Linked DNA regions of Homo sapiens: region 2 is linked to region 1. A link is an interaction called in ENCODE POLR2A ChIA-PET data of the cell type or tissue named here. Cell type or tissue: OCI-LY7. All regions are shown on one strand. Links, peaks and the distances in the headings refer to the core of each region. The heading gives the core; the rest is flanking DNA.

Evidence for each region. ChIA-PET counts read pairs that join two places held together with the same protein. Peaks named below come from ENCODE experiments on the same cell type or tissue, not always from the same donor. Only the 100,000 strongest peaks of a DNase experiment are listed, where the experiment ranks them.
Region 2: POLR2A ChIA-PET joins it to region 1 with 5 read pairs; 5 of 35 experiments call an interaction of 5 or more read pairs at or near these places.

What each region holds. Positions count from the first base shown.
Region 1 is chr22:35,729,997-35,740,486 of GRCh38, reverse strand. It overlaps RBFOX2 (RNA binding fox-1 homolog 2), which reads left to right. Exons shown (of 14, transcript NM_001349999.2): 14 at 1-1,751. Among named protein-coding and RNA genes, the nearest start is that of APOL5, 17 kb to the right of the region's middle. In OCI-LY7, for the core only: no CTCF peak of the experiment used is centred there; no DNase peak of the experiment used is centred there; H3K27ac peaks cover 329 bases.
Region 2 is chr22:35,848,205-35,858,694 of GRCh38, reverse strand. All of the region lies in intron 2 of RBFOX2 (RNA binding fox-1 homolog 2), which reads left to right. Among named protein-coding and RNA genes, the nearest start is that of APOL5, 140 kb to the right of the region's middle. In OCI-LY7, for the core only: no CTCF peak of the experiment used is centred there; no DNase peak of the experiment used is centred there.

The DNA.
Region 1 (10,490 bases), core at 3,659-7,658:
TGCACTGTTTTAAGATAGGAAAAAAAAATAGTGGGCAAGGTGAACATCAGACGTAAATTTGTGTGTTTTTATTTTGTCATGCTCTTGAAAATGTTTGACCATTTGTAGTATACACAGTGAAACTTGATTCTCTGTTGCATAAAACACTATATTTTTTTGGAAATGTTACTGTCCAAAAGCCTCTTCCCTCCCTTTCCTTTTCCTATGTACTTCCTTCATACTTGCTTTACTGATCAGCCAGGCAATAGCCATCCAAGAGCTAGAGCATGAAACAGGGCCCTTTCCAAGTAGGCTCTGGGTGTCCTAAGCCAGCGTGTGCCCTCTGGTTTAGTGAGTGTAATAGAGTCCCTGGCACCTTTCTTTGCAAATGAGGCTAACAGACCAGACTGCAGCAAGTTATCAGATTCCTCAATCAGATGCACTAGGAGTGAGGAGCCCAGGGATGGAGGGGGTTCCTGAAGTATTGCAGTTGGCTGTAGTAGCTGAGTTCTTTTCCATGTTACCGAAACTGTAGCCAGTTACAGTTTACTCAGGAAAACGGTAGATCAATTCAGCCATGGTAGTGCTGGTTGGCAGGGATTGGTAACGGAGAGAACTGCTCATCAGCCAAAACTCAAGCCTTGCCTTTTAGGAGGCCACCAGCAGAGGGACTTGGTCCTCCTTGTCTGGTACTTGTGTACATGCCGGTGACCTGAGGACTCCACTCACACTGGCGAGCAAAAAGGGAGCAGTGATTCTCTTTTCTCTCCCCACCCCCTGCCCTTTGTTACCAACACCAGTTTCCCAGGGGGTACATGAGTTTCTGAATTTTTAAAAAATGTTTTTGGTTTGGTTTTTCTGGGGACTGATAAGTGCTTTAAGCAATGTCCATACCCCGTCAAGACTCCCAGCTTAGTCATTTTCTTGTATTTTTCTGTTCACAGTATTTGTGTGTGTGCTTGTTTTGGCAGCTCATTTTGGCTGTATTATATATTGAGTGATGAATTGATCCTCTTTTTTCCCTAAGGGATATGAATTGTTTTTCTTGTGTTATATTCTGCTTGTGAATAGCTGGAGCAAACCTGGGGCTGACACGCGTAAGCTAGGGCTGCAAAGCGAGAAGAGAGCCGGTGGAGTGTACTTGTCCCTGACAGGCTGACCTACCTGAGTCTCTGAGCTTTTCAGTCCAAATCTTTGCAAGGCTCAAAATGCCACAGAACCTCTCCTCTTCTCCCCACTCCCCATGGCAGGGACCGGACCATCCCTACATGCAACATGCTGTTCCTCCAGCCCCTCCCATTGCCATGGCAAAACAGGTACCTTTGGGGCATGGGGGCATTACATGGGATGCTTGTGTAATCGACCACCTAGCCTTCTCTCTCCCCTCCCGTCCTCCCCCAGAATCACTTCCTAGGACACCCGAGCTGCTTGCCCAGGGTCCTGTTTCCCTGCTAACTCCAGAGAAGCATCCCAGGGCTTTGTGACAGTCTCTAATTCCCTTCCCTTCTCGTTAAGAATCATATTGTATAGTAGCTTTCAGACCATACAGTATTCATTGGGTTACTCCTATTATTATCAAGTAGCTGGAATTGTGAAGGTCGGAGTAGTTAGATCTTTAGCTTTTATTCCTTATTTTTTTGTATTACTCTCCATGTGTATAAATTATTGATCATGTTGCTGGCTTTTATAAACTCTAAGCGAAGGAGGAGCACTGCCTCAGCCTTTGCACATGGTAATGAAGCACTGTTTTTAAATAAAAGAGAGAAACACCATTCTTTGGGCTGTGTGTATTAATCCTCGTTCCCTGTTGCCTCTGCCTGAGGCTCCAAAGATACCACTTGGATTTGACTTTTTAAGCGGGGGGCGGGGGGGACAAGAAGGAAAAGTGCCAGGCGTTCTAAGGTGAGACGTTCTAAATGGTGATGAGAAGCCAGAAGGTAAGCGTGTGTCAGCTGCTCTCAGCTTCCCCAGCTGTGAACTCCAGTCTGTCCAAAAGCTGCTTCTGAAATCTTTCAGCTTCACTTCTTCACCGTCCACCCTCCCCTAGATTCAACTGCTGCCTTTACTGTACCACAGACACTGTCCTTGCCAGGGGCTGTGGCCCCACTTGACCTTATCAAAGTGTTATTTCCCTGCCTTGCCTCCTCTGTCCCTGCTGCCCCTGGCTCTCCGGCTGCCACCCAGGCTCCTTCACTTTTTGTTCAGCCATAGAAAATATGTCCTGCCTAGCCCTTTCCTCCCTGTTTCTTTTCTTTTTTTCCCCTTGAGACAGGGTCTCACTGTGTCGCCCAGGCTGGAGTGCAGTGGTGTGATCAAGGCTCACTGTAGCCTCAAACTCCTGGGCTCAAGTGATCCTCCCACCTCAGCCTCCCGAGAAGCTGGAACTACAGGTGCACGCCACCACACCCGGCAACATTTTTTGTAGAGATGGGGCTACACTGTGTTGCCCAGGCTGGTCTCGAACTCCTGGCCTCAAGTGATCCTCCCACCTCAGCCTCCCAAAGTGCTGGCATTACAGGCATGAGCCAGCACACCTGGCCTCTTTTCTTTCTTACCTGTGCTGAAACCCATCCCTTGCTGCATTTGTTTCGTTTCTCAGCCAATAATTCCCAAATCTCTGAAATTCTCCATAATCCATAAATCTCTAACTCCCTTCACTTCACCATATGAGATCATCATGCTTCCTATTTCACAGAATATGGAGGTTGTCAGACATAGTCTCCCTGAATGAAGTTTCCCTACCAGATCTACAAGCCTACTTGAATTCCACACAGGGTGTCTTTCCCCTTCTCTCTCGTTCTATTAGAGGCATTCTTCACATCACCGTGAACCCCACACCTGTGCTCTGCATCCCAGCCTTTCCCACCTGCTCGGTGCTTTGCTTCAGTTTCCTCCCTTGCCTGGTTTGCCTCTTCCTCTCAATAGTCCCTTTGGCACTTAAGCGTGCTTAGATCTTAAGTTAAAAAAAAAATTGGAAAATCTCAAGTTATTCCTTGTACTCTTTTTTTTTTTTTTTTTTTTTTTTTTTTTTGAGACAGGGTCTCACTCTGTTGCCCAGGCTGCAGTGCAGTGGTGCTATCTCGACTCACTGCAACCTCTGCCTCCCAGGTTCAAGCAATTCTCTTTCGTCAGCCTCGTGAGTAGCCGGGATTATAGGAATGCACCACCAAGCCTGGCTAATTTTTGTATTTTTGGTAGAGACGGAGTTTCACCATGTTGGTCAGGCTGGTCTCAAACTCTTGACCTCAAAGATTCACCCGCCTCGGCCTCCCAAAGTGCTAGAATTATAGGTGTGAGCCACCACACCTGGCCCTAAGTTGTTTCTTTTGTGGCAAACTTCTGGAATAAGTTTCTACCGGCTGACTCCAATTACTTGATCTTCACCCTGTGGCTGCCTGCCTTCTACCTCCAGTACCTGGAAGCAGCCCCTGAGGATGACAGTGAACGGATGCTCCTCTGTTCACCTGCTTGACTGCTGAGTGTTCCCAAGGCTGCTTCCCTTGTGTGTTGGACTGTGACAGGCCAAAGTGAGCGAGTACCTCACCACCACCACCCACTCCAAGCTGGCACGTCCTTGCCCGGCCTCGTCTTATCTCCTAAACTGGTCTCCTTGCCTCCACCTTTTCTCCGACAGCTCTCCATCGCCGAAGTTTGTTCTCTCGACAGCCTGTTCAATCGGATTGTGACGTGCTTTTGTGCAAACTTCTTTGGCTTCCCATCCCGTAGCCAGTTCCAAGTCCTTATTTTGGTCTACAAGGCCCTGTACAATGTGCTCCCCTGGTAGTTTATTTGGTGTCTGTCTTTCTGTACTAAAATGCAGGCACCTGGAGGTCAAAGACTTTGTTCTGTTGGCTGCTGTATCTCCATTTGCCTGGTGCATTGTAAGCATTCAGTACCTATTTGTTGAATTACTGCTTTCCATTTTGGATGTAAATGATGCACTTTTCAGCCCTGCCTTCCTCCACATTGCCACCCCTAGTAACAACAGTGGACATGAGTGTGGAGCGCTGTTGGTGGCACTTGCCCATTTTCACTCCTTTCATCTTCCCAGCAGCTCTGTGAGGCGGGTGCCCCCTGAGGCACTTCTGTCTGCAGCTCCTGCTCCTGCCTTCCTGCTGGGTTTGACAAGCATGCAAAACCTGGATTGCCCCTTCCCCAGGCCATTTCTGGGGGTTGTGTTTGCAGCAAGAAAACTTGTATCCCCTCAGGACAAACAGCAAGCTTGCTTACTACCTGTTATAAAAGAGGTGGATCCCCTAAGCTCAGTGCTCCTCAGCTGCAGCGCAAACCTACTACCTGCGCCACATCTATCCAGGCCTGTGGGACTCGGGGGCTCATGGAACTGTTCCATATGCTGGTGCTCATGCTGCCTGCTGCACTGTGAGTAATAAAGTCCTTTGCCTCTCACCGAGTCGTGTGTCTTCCACCAATATCCGTGAAACAATAACAGGCTAATGCATCAGCTTCTAAGGAAGGAGAAATCAAAGCCTATACCTGACAGTATTGTTATTCCTCTGTTAAAAGATGAAGCTGGACGCATAGAGAGATTAACTAACTTTCTCAAAGTCACATAAGTAGGAAGTTGCAGAACCAGGATCCAAACCCAGGCAGTTGCTCCCAAGTGTATGCCTTTAACCTCTGACTGCTAGTGTTTCTAAGTGCTGCTCTTGTGGAAACCCCACAGAAATCAGAGCCAGCACTGCACTCCTGTCTCTGGCTGCCTCTCTGCCTCTTGTAGGCTCCTCTTCCTCCAGCTCTCTTTTAAATCTTGTTATTCCTCTAGGGCTCAGTTGTAGGCCAACTTCTTCCCATACTCCACTGAAAAGATCACTGTTGAGACCCATTTCTGCCTGTAAGCTAATGACTCTTAAATCCAAACTGGAGTTCATAAAGCTTTCCTAGAGTCTAGACTCACGTCCAGCTGCAGCCCCACAGGCTTCTAAAATTCAATATGCTTGAAATAAACCCTTTTTCTACTCAAAACCTATGTTCCTGTCTAGTCCATTTGAGCTGATAACAAAATACCATAAACTGAGTAATTTTTAAATAACAGAAGCTGGCCAGACGCAGTGGCTCACGCCTGTAATCCCAGCACTTTGGGAGGTGAGGTGGGGGTGGATCTCCTGAGGTCAGGAGTTCAAGACCAGCCTGGCCAACATAGTGAAACCCTGTTTCTACTAAAAATACAAAAATTAGCTGGGCATGGTGGAATGCTTTCTGAGCCTGGATCCGCGGGTCTCGCACAGTTTCACACAGGTGGAATGCTTTCTGAGCCTGGATCCGCGGGTCTCGCACAGTTTCACACAGGTGGAATGCTTTCTGAGCCTGGATCCGCGGGTCTCGCACAGTTTCAGACAGGTGGAATGCTTTCTGAGCCTGGATCCGTGGGTCTCGCACAGTTTCAGACAGGTGGAATGCTTTCTGAGCCTGGATCCGTGGGTCTCGCACAGTTTCACACAGGTGGAATGCTTTCTGAGCCTGGATCCGTGGGTCTTGCACAGTTTCACACAGGTGGAATGTTTTCTGAGCCTGGATCCACGGGTCTTGCACAGTTTCACACAGGTGGCAAGTTTTCTGAGCCTGGATCCGTGGGTCTTGCACAGTTTCACACAGGTGGAATGTTTTCTGAGCCTGGATCCACGGGTCTTGCACAGTTTCACACAGGTGGCAAGTTTTCTGAGCCTGGATCCGTGGGTCTTGCACAGTTTCACACAGGTGGAATGTTTTCTGAGCCTGGATCCACGGGTAAGCCGATGAGTAGTGCAGAGAGAACTGGTCTGCGGGAGGAGAAAGAGGCCAGGTGGAAAGTGAGGCAGTGAGCTCTGTGGGGAGGGACAGGGTAGACTGCCCAGCGCCAGGCCTCTCTTGAGGTCAGCACTGAACCTACCTCCAACCTTTCACCTTACTCGCTTGAGGGCTGCCTGGCCCTGTGACAGAAAGGAGGCAAGTGTGCAAAGTGCTCTCACAGAAACACCATCGCCCCCTGGTTCCTTCTAGGTTCGGAAATTGGTTTCCCGGCTCACAGACAGCAATTTCTCATTTTGAAAGCCAGAATTCTAGATACTCAAAAGTTGCTTGTCTTGAATGCTTTGGACCAGGGGTCAACCCGCTGTTTCTGAATGTCACCAGATGGTAAATATTTTAGGTTGCACAGGCCTTTCGGTCTCTGTCACAGCTTCTCAACTTGGCCACTGTAGCACAAAAGCAGCTGCAGACAATCAGTGGAGGACCTGGTAATCTTCCAATAAAACTTTAAGAAACAGGTGGTAGGCCTGGTTTGGCCCACGCACTGCTGACCCTTGCCTTACACAAATCTGGGAGAATTTGGATCAATGCTTGTGAAAAATCCCTGCCAAGTGCAGACTGAATGTAACTATTAATTTTGATGTGTGTGTGTGGAAAATATTAATCTCCAAATCATTTTAAGAGTAAGTGTTGCCAGCATTGGCAACACTTGCTCAGGCTCAAACTTCAAATTTCTCCCTTAGGCCTACAAGCACAGGCATGTGTGAATTTCAGCCCTTCCGTGCTTTAGTGGTGCGACCTCAGGATAACCAAGGCAGTGCAGGCTAATTGTTAAGAGCAAGGAACCAAGAGTTGAAGGGTTCTAACTCAGATTTGCCACCTGCTAGGTGGATGACCTTGAGCAACTTATTAATACTTAACAGCTCTGCACCCTAGAGTCCTTGTCTATAAACTTCAGTCAATAAATGTTCCTACTGTAGCAGTGTTTTGCAAGGATGAGATAAGACAGGACGTGTAAAGTACTCAGCACAGTGTCTAGAAAGTGCTAAGTTTTCCAAAACTATTTGCCATCTGTCATTTGGTAAAGTTGGGAAAACACTTAGCAGAGTTCCTAATGCATAGCAAACTTTCAGTGAATATTTCTTCTTCCCTTTTTGTCGGGGAGGGGAACAGGGATCAAGGAGTTTCTGGGCAGGCTGGAGTGCAGTGGTGCAATCTCAGCTCACTGCAGCCTGAACCTCCTAGGCTCAAGCGATCCTCCTACCTCAGCCTCCTGAGTAGCTGGGACCACAGGCATGCACCACCACACCTGGCTAATTTTTGTATTTTTAAAAGAGATGGGCTTTCACCGTGTCTGAGACCAGCTGGGCAACTCCTGAGCTCAAGCGATCCTTCCGCCTCGGACTCCCAAAGTGTTGGGATTATAGGCATGAGCCACTGCGCCCTGCCTGAAATGAATCTTGTGGCTGGTCGGGGATACAGCAGGAGTTTCCCTAGGAGGGTATTCTTAACACATCCACGCTGAGCTCCTGGTGTGAAAAGGAGAACTTACCTACAGAATGTCATATATCAGATTTTATTGGTACGTTGCCATGTATCTCTAAAAACCATGCTGCAGAGGCTGCTTGGGAAGTGGGATGGAGCTGGGATGGTACCGCCAGGATGTCAGGTCTGGAGACAGGGTTCCAGTGCAGGCTGCATCCAACACGGGCACTGGGAGCTGAAAGGGTGGGGGACATTCCCCGGGAGTTTCCTCCACCCTCTCTTCCTTATTGGATCATCCCCATCAGCACAGAACCATGCTAGTATTTCTTCCATCTTTAATTTTTTTCCCTTTTCTGACCTCACTTCTTCCTCCAGCAAAACCCCTCCAAAACACTGTACTTTCTGCTTTTTTTTCTTTTTTCTTTCTTTTTTTTTTTTTTTTTTTGAGACAGAGTCTTGCTCTGTGGCCCAGGCTGGAGTGCAGTGGCGCAATCTTGGCTCACTGCAACCTCCGCCTCTTGGGTTCAAGGGATTCTCCCGCCTCAGCCTCCCAAGTAGCTGGGATTACAGGCGCCTGCCACCACACCTGGTTAAATTTTGTATTTTTAGTAGAAACAGCGTTTCACCATGTTGGCCAGGCTGGTCTCGAACTCCTGACCTCAAATGATCCGCCCAGCTCGGCCTCCCAAAGTGCTGGGATTACAGGCGTGAGCCACCGCGCCCAGCCTCTTTCTGCCTTCTTTTAAAACTTCTCCATTCAGGCTTTTTGTCGTCAGCCACTTCACCATAACTGCTCTCATCGAGGCCATCAGTGGTCTTCATGTTGCTAAATCAGATCGATTCTCCTGTCCTTGACCTGTCCGCAGCACTGGTCTGGTGTATCACTTCTGCACTTTCAGGCTTTCCTCACTTGGTTTCCTGGACACCCACTCCTGGTGCCCCTCTTCCCTCAGTGGCTGCTTCCTTCTCAGTCTCCTTTGAGGGTTCCCCCGCTCTCCACATTCTCTTCAAGCTGGGGTGCCCAGGGGCTGGCCTTCGACATATTTCTCGGACCTGTGTTCACTCTTTTGATAATCTTACCCACTCTTACGGTTTTACATACCATCTATTTACAAATTTGTATCTCCGACTAATTTGTTGTTGGAGACCCCACATCTTGAATCGGATGCATGGATCTCATCACCTACTCAGCACCTCCCCTTGCATGTGTCTTTGGGCATCACAAACGTGACACGTCCATCCTGAGCACCTTGCTCTCACCCCACTCCGGCTCCCACCTGTCCATTTCAGGTGCCAACAGCTCCATCCCGCCAGTTGCTCAGGCCACAACCCCCCGTTATCCTGGCTCTTCTTTCCCTCACACCACAGGTCCAGTCCATGAACAAATCCTGTGGGCTCTCCCTTCAGAACAGATCCAAAATCTGACCACTTCTCACCACCTCTGTTGCCACCACACTGGTTCAGGTCACCATCCCCTCTCCAGAGGGTTGTTTCCAACATTTGCTAACAGATATCCCTGGCATCGCCTTGTCTTGCGGTCTCCTCTCAGCACAGCAGCCAGAGTGATCCTCCTAAAATCTAAGCCATTAGGTAACTCCACTGCCTGAAATCCCCCATGTGTCCCCGCCTCACTCAGAGTACAAGCCCAAATCCTTACTGTAGCTCTAAGACCCTGCACTTTTGGCCTCCAGCTCTCTCTCCAGCCTCCTCTCCTACCCTCCCTTCCCATTCCCCCGCCTCCCTCTGTTCCCGGCACGGCGCCCCACCTGCGGCCCCCTGAACGTCGCAAGCAGGTGTTTGCCCTTGCTGCTCCCTCCATCTGGAATGCTCTTCTCCCAGACACCCTCACCTCCTTCACGTCTTTGCTGGAAGATCAGCCTCTCAGAGAGGCATGCCCCGATGATCCTATTTGAAACTGTGCTCCTGCCCCATCCAACAATTCTGTATAACTCCTTCCCAAACTTATTTTTCTCCCCAACACTCATTACTTTATAATACACCGTAACACTGATTTACTGTGTTTCTTTTCCGTGTTCCCCTGCCTCCACCTTGAGAATGAAAACTTCGTGAAGGCAGGATTCATTTTGTTTACTGCTTTTCCCCAGTGCCTAGAACAATGCCTTTTTGGTTTTGGATGGATGGATGGGTGGATGGACAGATGGGCTGGAGGCTCCCTACGCTTTCCAGCCATTGCTAACAACCATGGGGTGGTCTTCTGTGGAAACACCCATTCTTCCACTGTTGCCTTGTTCTGTGATGAGAAGGAGTCTGCATGCACTCAAGCAACTAACAAAGCTATTAATAAATGAAGACCCGCTGACTATGAGGTTGTCCTTTTTGGTTGTTGTTGTTGTTTCGAGACAGAGCCTTGCTCTGTCACCCAGGCTGGACTGCAGTGGCGCGACCTCAGCTCACTGCAGCCTCTGCCTCCCGGGTTCAAGCGATTCTCCTGCCTCAGCCTCCCGAGTAGCTGGGACTACAGGTGCCCGCCATGACGCCCAGCTCATTTTTTGTATTTTTAGTAGAGACAGTGTTCCACCGTGTTAGCCAGGATGGTCTCAATCTCCTGACCTCGTGATCTGCCTGCCTCGGCCTCCCAAAGTGCTGGGATTACAGGCGTGAGCCACCGCGCCCAACCTCTTTTTTTTTTTTCTTTTGAGATGGAGTCTCCCTCTGTTGCCAGGTTGGAGTGCAGTGGCACGATCTCGGCTCACTGCAACCTCTACCTCCTGGGTTCAAGCGATTCTCCTGCCTCAGCCTCGTGAGTAGCTGGGACTACAGGCACCCGCCACCACACCCAGCTAATTTTTTGTATTTTTTAGTAGAGATGGAGTTTCACCACGTTGGCCAGGCTGGTCTCAATCTCCTGATCTCGTAATCTGCCCACCTCGGCTTCCCAAAGTGCTGGGATTACAGACGTGAGCCTCCGCACCCGGCTGAGTTTGTCCTCTTTTTAAACATTTTATTTTAGATTTGATGTAAATATTTATTATCTATATTCCTTCTATTTTATAAAACTGTAATGTGCATAACTGAAAACTTGAAAAACACAGAAAGGCAGAAAGAAGAGGGGAAGGAATCACCAAATTTACCTCTAAATAAACAGCTGCATTGTGACCTTGCTGTATTCCTTTAAGGGGTTTTGTTTTCCTACACACAAGTTTGAGAGATGTGTTTCCCCTTAGGTAAAAGGTAAGAAAGTCCTTGCTCTTTTCCACCTAATAATACAATCAACATTTTCCACGTTAACCCAGTCATTGAGTGAGCATCATTTCTGACAG
Region 2 (10,490 bases), core at 3,345-7,344, 120 kb before region 1:
ACCACCACGCCCAGCTATTTTTTGTATTTTTAGTAGAGTTGGGGTTTCACCGTGTTGGCCAGGCTGGTCTTGAACTCCTGACTTCAAATGATCCACCCACCTCGACTTCCTAAAGTGCTGGGATTACAGGCCTGAGCCACCGTGCCTGGCCTTTAGCTTAATTATTTGTGAGAAATAGGAAGATGGATGGACAGGTTCTATCCTTAGAGAATTCATCTAATCAATAAAATAAGTATGTCTAAAAACAAATAGAGAATGCCATATAAGTTCAGAGGAAAGAGAAATCACTTCTAGTTGGAGGTAATCAGGAAGAGCTTTGTGGAGCAGATGGCATTTAAGGTAGCATTTTTAAGATTTGGGCATTTTGAAATGGGTAAGAAAACATGATCAAAGGCACAGAGGCCAAAACCAAACAAAATAAAGTAAAAATTCTCCTTGATAGAGGCAACTGTGGGTAGTTGAATGTATCAATAATTGGTTTTGTACTTTATTGCCACTTGGAAATCAAGTATCCCAATAGAAAGTTTGTTAAAATTTATATGCAGGCATTTTGTCTATTTTTCATTCTGACCATGAGTTTATCAGGTTTGCTACCATTCTTTTTACTCATATTACTAAAACAGTGCTCTGAAAACTCTTTAACTCTTGTTTGCTAAATTCAGTCATTTATTTCTAAATTCTCATTTTCTTTAACCTTTCTAGATTTCTACTTGGCATTGTTATATATTCACCTCTGATATCAATTTATGAAATACCTTCCCTAGTATAAAGGATGTGAGATCGAAGAAAAGAAACAGATGTCCTCTGTATTCCTGGCTTTTGTGAATAGTACACGATTATGCTTAATCTTTTTATCCTCTGTTTCTATTTCTGCCTTCTTGAAGCAAGGATTCCTCAAGGTTCTATTTTCAGCCTTTGCCTTCTATCTGTCTGTGTCTCCCCTCCACCTCCCATTTTTCTTTTGTCTCTACTTTTCTTTTTTTGGAGTACATGGTTGATGTATAATAAATGTTACAGACTGCATCAGTGTGGGAGAGGAATCTCAACCCCATTATGGCCATGGCTATTTCTCCTTTTCTCTTTGATCTTCGTGTCTAACCCTGACCTCTCCTCTAGCTGTACCTTCAACCCCGAGTACCTGTTATACCTTCTCTACCATTACTTCAAACCAGTTTATGCTTCAGATTTGTCTGTATTAGCAGTGTTATTCTTATTTGGCTAGTTAGCTAGAATTAGAACCTTTCTCTTATACCCTACATGTGGACAGTCTTCAATTACTGTGGATGTTGTCTTCGTCATCTCTTATATATCTATACCTTCTTTATTCCTACTGCTAATATGTATTTTTTGCATTAGTCATCTGTAACCTCTTGTAATGGTAGCTGCTAATTGGTTTCCCCACCTTTAGGTTGTTCCCTTTTTCATTCTTACCTGCAGCCACCAGAGCCATTTTCACAAAACGTTATTTATGTAGCACTCTTTTCCTCTTGCTCAATCTTTAAAGATCAGATCTGAAATACGTAGCAGGATGTCCTAGTCCTTCCATAGTGAACCTACCTACTTTTCTTGTCATTTGCCACCACCTACCCATAGTCAAGTAAACTGGTCACACAATCCCTTAGTCAGTCAGTCTTGCATATTTCTTTCTCTTTTTTTCCTTTTGGAGACGGAGTCTCGCTCTGTCACCCATGCTGGAGTGCAGTGGTGCAATCTCGGCTCACTGCAACCTCTGCCTCCCGGGTTCAGGCAATTCTCCTGCCTCAACCTCCCGAGTAGTTGGGATTACAGGCGCACGTGGCCACGCCTGGCTAATTTTTTGTATTTTAGTAGAGATGGGTTTCACCGTGTTGCCCAAGCTGGTCTCAAACTCCTGAGTTCAGGCAATCCACCCGCCTCAGCCTCCCAAAGTGCTAGGATTACAGGTGTGAGCCACCGTGCCTGGCCCAGTGTTGCATATTTCTAATGACATATTTTGCCTGCATATATATCTTCCTCCTCCACCCCCTGTCCCATCCTCATCCTTCCAGCTCAAGCCCTAGCTCTTTTGCTCTTTTTTTTTTTTTTTCCCCTCCTGGCCTCTAGAACTGACCTATCTCTTTTTGAAGTTCTGTCTTACCCTGGTGCACAGGGTAATATAGAATCTTTGGAACCTTCTAAGAATACTGTGACTAAAACCAAATTTATACCTCAGGCAGAAATCTCGGCAATCTTTGCTAAAGCATTCTACCCTGAGGCATAGCTAATATCCTTAAACATTTGGCAGGATTGTGGCATGGGCAGAAGGGAAAGAAAAAGAGAGAAGAAAACAGGAATGAGAGAATAGGAGAGGAGGAAAAGAATCTTAAATATTTTCTGGTTAATTTGATTGACTGAACTTAACCAGTGCTTGCTAAGTCTTGAGATCCCAAGGGTTGTATGTCGGTGTACAGATAACACTACAGCATCATCAACCATGTCCTCTGGCATGAGACTGATTTACCTTATCCTTAGCAAAACTTAAACCTTACAAATCTCATGATAATTTCTAAATATCTCACTCTTAAATACGAGGTCTATTTCTAGGTCTAGATTTTGAATAACTAGGTCTGTTTCTAAGTCTAGGTCTGTTTCTCCCTGATATCATTAAATTTCTGTTCAACAGACATTCTAAGTGTGCTAAGTGTTGAAACTTTTTTTTTTTTTCTTCCTGAGACAGAGTCTCACTCTGTCTCCTAGGCTCGAGTTCAGTGGCACAATCTCAGCTCACTGCAACCTCCACCTCCTAGGCTTAAGCAGTCTTCCCACCTCAGCCTCCCGAGTACCTGGGACTACAGGCATGTGCCACCAGGCCTGGGTAGAGATGGAGCTTTGCCATGTTGCCCAGGCTGGTCTTGAACTCTTTGACTTAGGCAGTCCGCCTGCCTGAGCCTCCCAGTGGGCTGGGATTACAGGTGTGACCCACTGTGCCCGACCCAAGTGTTAAAACTTATGTTGAAAAATGAATTGGGGCTGGGCATGCTGGCTCACACCCATAATCCCAGCACTTTGGGAGGCTGAGGCAGGTGGATCGCCTGAACTCAGGAGTTGAAGACCAGCCTGGGCAACATGGCAAAGCTCCATGTCTACAAAAAAAGTTGAAAAAATTAGCCAGGAGCCATGACATGCGCCTGTAGTTCCATCTACTTGGGAGGTTGAAGTGGGAGGATCCTTGAACCTAGAAGGCAGAGGTTGCAGTGAGCTGAGATTGTGCCATAGCACTCCAACCTGGGTGACAGAGTGAGACCCCGTCTCAGAAAAAAAAAGTGAATTGGTATTGCATGTCTTTGCTAAAGAGATGTATGGAAATATACATGAAGGACTATTTTCTGAATTCATGTTTTTTATTGATCAGGACACATGAACTTTAATACTATAAAAGCATCCATAATATTGTAGAGTGTAAACTTGAAAGTGGAATAGATTGGCATCATCAGCCAATAACTCTTGAGTTTATTGTGGAAAATTAGTCTTTTTATTTCTAGAATTTTTGAGTAAATATATTATTTAAAATTTTAAGGAAATACCCAGTCTTTTCTGATGAGGGAGGGGACTCAGGAGTAATTTCTGAGTTGAAAATATTTTCATTTTTTGTTTCTATTTTTAAAATCATTTTGATAAATGGGAAAAATACTGAAAGAATGATGTTGAGCTATTGATCCATGCATGGAATTTCTTTCTGTTAATAACTGAGGCTACATTATTCTGAAGAAAGACCATATCAAGAAAAGAGAGAGAAACCTTTCAAGTTTATAATTTGATTTTTTGTAGTGTGTTTTGTCTTATAGGTAAAAGATTCTCCTTTTTTTTTCCATCAGTATTATTTCAAATTTTGGTTTGACTAAGTTATTAGTCTTCAAATTATAGCAATTAAAAAAATTTTACAGAAAGAAATGGGTAAAAGGCAAGATAAAGTATAAGAGTTATAATTCAAATATTACATTATTTTGACATTTTTCTGAAGAGCTGATGATTTAAGCTATACCTGGGCATGGTTTCAGCAGAACCTAGGTGAGATATCTTAATCATATATCTAAAGATTAAGATTCTTTATTGTGTATATCCTCTAGTCTTTTTTTTTTTCAAGAGACAGGGTCTTGCTGTGTTGCCCAGGCTAGAGTACAGTGGCATGATCATAACTCACTGTAACCTTGACCTCCTGGGTTTATGTGATTCTCCCACCTCAGCCTCCGAAGTAGGTGGGAGTATAGGCACATGCTGTGTGCCACCATACCCAGCTAATTTTTTTGGGGCGGGGCTATAGGCAGGGTCTTAATATGTTGACCAGGCTGGTCTCAAACTCCAGGCCTCAAGCAATCCTCCTGACTCAGCTTCCCAGAGTGCTGGGATTATAGGCATGAGCCACTGCTTCCAGCCTATATCCTCTAGTCTTAAATGAGAGTTTATAGTTATCACATTATGTTAGGTAAAGCAAATGTGGTCGTATTATTATTATTATTATTATTAGAGACAGAGTTTTGCTTTCGTTGCCCAGGCTGGAGTGCAGTGGCACAGTCTCGGCTCACTGCAACCTCCGCCTCCCAGATTCAAGCAGTTCTCCAGCTTCAGCCTCCTAGGTAGCTGGGATTACAGTCATGCACCACCATGCCTGGCTAATTTTTTGTATTTTTAACAGAGAAGGGGTTTCACCACATTGGTCAGGCTGGTCTCGAACACCTGACCTCAGGTGATCCACCTGCCTTGGCCTCCCAAAGTGCTGAGATTACAGGCGTGAGCCACCGTGCCTGGCCTAGTCATATAAATCAGAGACCATGGGAATATTAATAATTTTTAAAGTACTTGTATTGAAAGTAAAATCTGTTTTGGTTCCTTTAAACTTTTAACAAATTATAGGAGCAGTTAATGCTAATTTAAATGTGTATGAACGATTGGAAATTTATCTCTAAATTAGTAAGCGAAAACCAGCCACCACCCCATTCCACCGCCTGGAGGTACTAGTTTTGTCTTAATGGCTACACACACACACACACACACACACACACACACACACACACACACACGTGTGTATATATATGTATATGTATGGCATATAATGGTATGTGTATATATAATGTGTGGACATATGGCATATATTGGTGTGTATGTCAACCAATACATTACGTATATGTGTATACATATACATACATGTCTAACTTATATGTGACTTAATAAAAGCTTAACTAATTACACAATAAATTTTTTAGTTTTTTCATTTTATTTGGAGCACTGCTTTTCAAAGTCTAATTACATACATAATTTATTGATTGATGTACACATAGATTCATACATGCATGCATACCCCTATATAATTTCATTTACAAATATAGAACTATAACACATTATTAAACAACATAATATTTTTCTTTCTTTCTTTTTTTTTTTTTTTTAGACAGAGGCTCACTTTGTTGCCCAGGCTGGAGTGCAGTGGTACGATCTCGGGTCACTGCAACCTCAGCCTCCCAGGTTTAGATGATTCTGCCACCTGAGCCTCCTGAGTAGCTGGGATTACAGGCACCCACCACCACGCCCGGCTAATTTTTGTATTTTTAGTAGAGATGGAGTTTCGTCATGTTGGCCAGGCTGGTCTCAAACTCCTGACCTTAGGTGATCCGCTCGCCTTGGCCTTCCAAAGTGCTGGGATTACAGGCATGAGCCACTGTGCCTGGCAATTTTTTTCATTTAATAATGCATCAGTCGTATCTTTTCACCTTGTATGTATAGTCTAGAAGAATTTAAATCTTTCTCTGGAAATTGACTAGGCCTTCAATAACATTTGGGGATCACTTTCATGCTTAAATTATGTCAGTTGTTTTAGGATTTGAATTACAGTCTTTCATCTTAAATACAACAGCATCTGGGAATTTCCTCTATAATTAAGTCACCAAATATTGAACTGGGTTAACTCTTGAAGTTTAAGTTAGTCAGTCATAGTTCATTATTACAGCCTTTTATGATGTATAAGACATATCATCATTTTCCAGTCTTCATATCAAGAAGAATCTTAGGAGATTTAATAGTGATTTAAGATACTAGCTTATAAGTGTATATGTGGCCCATCCTGCTGTACTGCTATGTATGAAATGACAGAAGTGTACAGGGAGGAAGAAGGATTAATAATTATTTGATTTGATTAGAAGAGGAAATTTAGCATAAGGTTTTATTGCAGAAACATTCTTTTTTTTTTTTTTTTTTTAAAAAGAAAGGTGTCACTATGTTGCCCAGGCTAGACTTGAACTCCTGGCCCAAATGATCCTCCCTAGTAGCTGGGACTACAGGCACATGCTGCTGTACCCAGTCTTTTGTTATTTCTTAATTACCATTTTAATACCTATACAGGAGACTGTTAGAATATATAGTCCTCTCATATCTGTGGGAGATTGGTACCAGGATACACCCTCTCACACCCCTGCAGATACCAAAATTGGCAGATGCTCAAGTTTCTTATATAAAATGGTGTAGTATTTGCATATAACCTATGTTCATCCTCTTGTAGACTTTAAATTATCTCTAAATTATAATTTCCAAAACAATGTAAATGCTATGTAAATAATTATTATAACTATTGTCTTTAAAATTTGTATTATATTTTTGTTATTATACAGTATTGGGTTTTTTTTATTGCTTTTCACAAATATTTTGTTTGCAGTTGGTTGAATTCACAAATGTGTAACCCAAGGATAAGGAGGGCTGACTGTATATTATAATCCCTTAAGGTATGGCAAAGCACATCTGAAATGTTATGAGGCTTTGATAATCTCTGTTAAGAATTGACAAAGTAGGGTTTTATAGTTCTAATGGTGAGAGAGACTATAAAACTGTGTATTAAGAGCAACTTTTTTTTTTTTTTTTGAGATGGAGTTTTGCTCTGTTGCCCAGGCTGGAGTGCAGTGGCGGGATCTCGGCTGCGGTGGTGAGCCTTCGCCTCCTGGGTTCAAGCAATTCTCCTGCCTCAGCCTCCCAAGTAGCTGGGATTACAGGGTGCATGCCACCACGCCCAGCTAATTTTTGTATTTTTAATAGAGACAGGGTTTTGCCATGTTAGCCAGGCTGGTCTCGAACTCCTGACCTCAAGTGATCCCCCTGCCTCAGCCTCCCAAAGTGTTGGGATTACAGGTGTGAGCCACACCACCCGGCCAAGAGTAATTTTTAAAAAATGTTTTTCCATGTATGAGAAGTTGCTTACAATATTTAGTTTTGTGCTGTAGCATTGTTTTGCTTTTTGGCTTTGCCTGTGTCCTTATCTATTTCTCCCATAAACTGTGAATTCATTGACAACAGAACTGTGTTCATTTCTCCAGGGCTTAGTACAATATTTTGTCTGCAATAGATGTTCAATAAATGTTTTATTAATTATACTGAATAGATTTATTCTTGTTCTTCATGTGTAATGCACATAGAATCAGTACCAGCAAATTGAAGATAATCGAGTATAGTGGTCCTCCTAATCTGTTAGAACTGAGTTCAGGTAAATGTTTAACCAAGAATACCATCAAAATATGCTATAGCCATTTTGACTCTTAAAAATCTGTTTCTTCTGAACAATCCTAAAATAAATTACAGTGACCGTAAAAGGAGAAGAATTACACTGATGGGGGCGGGGCATGGAGGGCATGGTAATACTTAAATTCTCACAGATGCCCTCACAGTTGCATTTAATCCTCATGGTTTAATCATCCAAAAGCATGTTACAATATTACTGGCTCTCCACGATTAGGGACGTCATAGCCCCTGAAACTTATTTAGAATTATTTACCATTTTGAAATTTTGAATGCTTGTTCCAAATAGAAGATTTCGTAGGATCAATAGTTACAACTGGTTTGTCTTTTAATAAACATTAATTTTCACTTTCTGCTCACTCTGTGTCCTTTTTCTAAGGATTACTTAGCAGTTTTCTGATTTTTGATGGGCCATTTAGGCTCTGAAAGCCAACTCTTGAACCTATTGTGCTTTGTCAGACAAACCTAACACCTGTCCATGTTTGTTACTGCTTTTAATATCTGTTATAGAAATATGTGTGCACATGTGTATTTGTATATAATGGCAGGGTGGGTATAGCAGCTCCCTAAAAGGAGAAAAGCAACTGGCTTTTCTGAAAAGACCTTTCCACCCCCACCTTTTTGCAGACAGCCGGAGTTAATCCTTCCAAGTTTGACTGGAACAGCTGAGCAAGTGTACCCTGCATATCTGGAGGCCTCCAGTGGACTCATGTTGCCTCAGAGTTGGGGCCACTTTCTTCTTTTCTAGTGCTGATCCTGCCAGCTGTCCTAACCTCTGTTAAAGCACAGCGAGGGAGGTGTTAAATGATACAAAAACATACAGTGTCATGAAAGGGATCCCCTTACTGCGTGTATCAGTGTGACTTTTTTCTCCCATTCCTTTCCGTGGCAGAAAGGTTTTATACTGTTAATCCTAACACCTGTCTCTGCCGGAGACAGTGAGAAGGGTGTGTGTGTGTGTGTGTGTGTGTGTGTGTGTGTGTGTGTGTATGAGAGAGAGACAGAGAATGCGCATGCGTGCACACGGGTACATGCTCCCCGCCCAAGAAAGAATAGAGTAGTAATACCAGTCCCATCTGCCTTTCTGTGTCCTGGATTGGGAGTATTCTCTGACGCACTTAAAGCCTGGAACATATATATTATTTTGGCTCCTGGATACCTTAGACTTCCTACCGTGTTTGTGTGCCAGTGTGAGGAGCCTGTGTTCCCTTCCCTGGCTGTCATTCTCTGCCTCTTGAGTTTCTGGTTGAGTTGTCAATTTAAAAACCAACAGTAACAGCAAATCTCCAGTGTAGTTTTCAGTCTGTAACTAGTAACTCAAAGCTTTTTGCTTTTTTCTGAACATCTCTTCTGTGTATTGTCAAATCCTGTTGGGGTGGAGGCCTGGTCTCAACCAAGCTCCGACTTCATCAGCTGAGCCAGCATACCTATCTGCGTAGACTGGAGGTCAGCGAAGGATTTTTTTGGTGCTACCTAGTTCCTTTGGACAGGACAGCCAGCGCAAACAAGGCAAAAACTTAGACACTTTTTGTACTGTCCTTATCTGAAGATTTTTTCCCTTTTGCTATGTATGGTGTATATTGTATGGATTATCAATATCCTGTTGTCCAGGTAAGCTAAGGGTTATAATTTCTAGATACTGTTTGATTTATGTGAAGCTTTATGGTGGAATGAAATGCCTACAAGGCTTTCTGTCTTTTGACCCGGTACCATTCAGAGCCTAGCTTTCCCAGTGCTTTTTGCTAATTTACTGTAATAAGAGGATTTAATTTATAGTATTGGCGGCCAGACAAAGGTGGTTGGCATTCACCCCTAGAAGTTCTGAAACTTTGGAGAGATTCTGTGTGTCTGTGTGTGTGTGTGTGTGTGTGTGTGTGTGTGTGTTTGTGTGTGTATGTGTGTGTGTGTGTTTTGAACCAGGTGGGCTGGACAATATAAATGTAATGTAAAAAACCCATCATATTATGATAAACTTTAGGCTTTGTTTTGAGCAGATGAGAGGCACAGTTGGCAGTTTCCAAATGTTGTATTTTCCAGAAAGGTAATATATAAAGTAGAGGGCATCTTTCCCCACTAAGACTATTTTTAGTCTAACGTTTTAGACTATTTTGTGATGACATTAGTAACATCTTATTTGTTAACTTGTTGAAATTTAGAATCAGAAAATGTTAGGTCATTGCCAAGCATATTTCTGAATATCTTATAGTAAGAAAAATTGAAGTTAGGAGTCCTGGATTCTGGTTCCAGCAATAGAGTTAACCACCACCATGTTCATGCTCAAATAACTTCAATTTTTCTTGACTTTAGTTTTGTTGTATATAAAATGAAGGAGTTGGGCCAGATGACCTCTGAGCTATCATGATTTTTTGAAATATTGTGATGGAAACCTAGAATAAGAAAATAAATACAGTTAATACAATTAATTCTGAATTAAAGATACTACTTGGTCTGTCAGTTTGTTTTAGTTTGTTTTCATGTTCCTTTAATTATTTTTTTCTTTCAAATAGCCATTTCTCTAATAATTAGCACCTATGTTGCAGGTTGGACCGGAATGCATAGAGTTAAAAGAAATAATGGACTAACTAGTACATCTTATTAGGTATTTTGGGCCTAAAGGCCCAAGCTATTTTGGATTGGGCCTGTTGGGTAAGCTCTCTGGAGTAAACTTACAGCTTTCATTCAAGTCTAAAGCTATCAATATTGCAATCATATGGCAGTGGCTGTGATTATGTTTCTCTTTAACTATATTCTAATAGAGGTCTATATTATATGTTTTATATTAATGATATAACTGTTTCTGTTATTTTGGATTATTCAAATTAAGAGTATTTTATATTTACGATAATGAGGTTTTGATATATTTGTGGATTTCACTTATCTATGAACTGTATCTCTACTGACATAAAACAATAGCTTGGGCTTTGTAACAGCTTAAGGCTGGAAGTGTTATGAGACTAGATTAGAACCAGGTCTTTTTA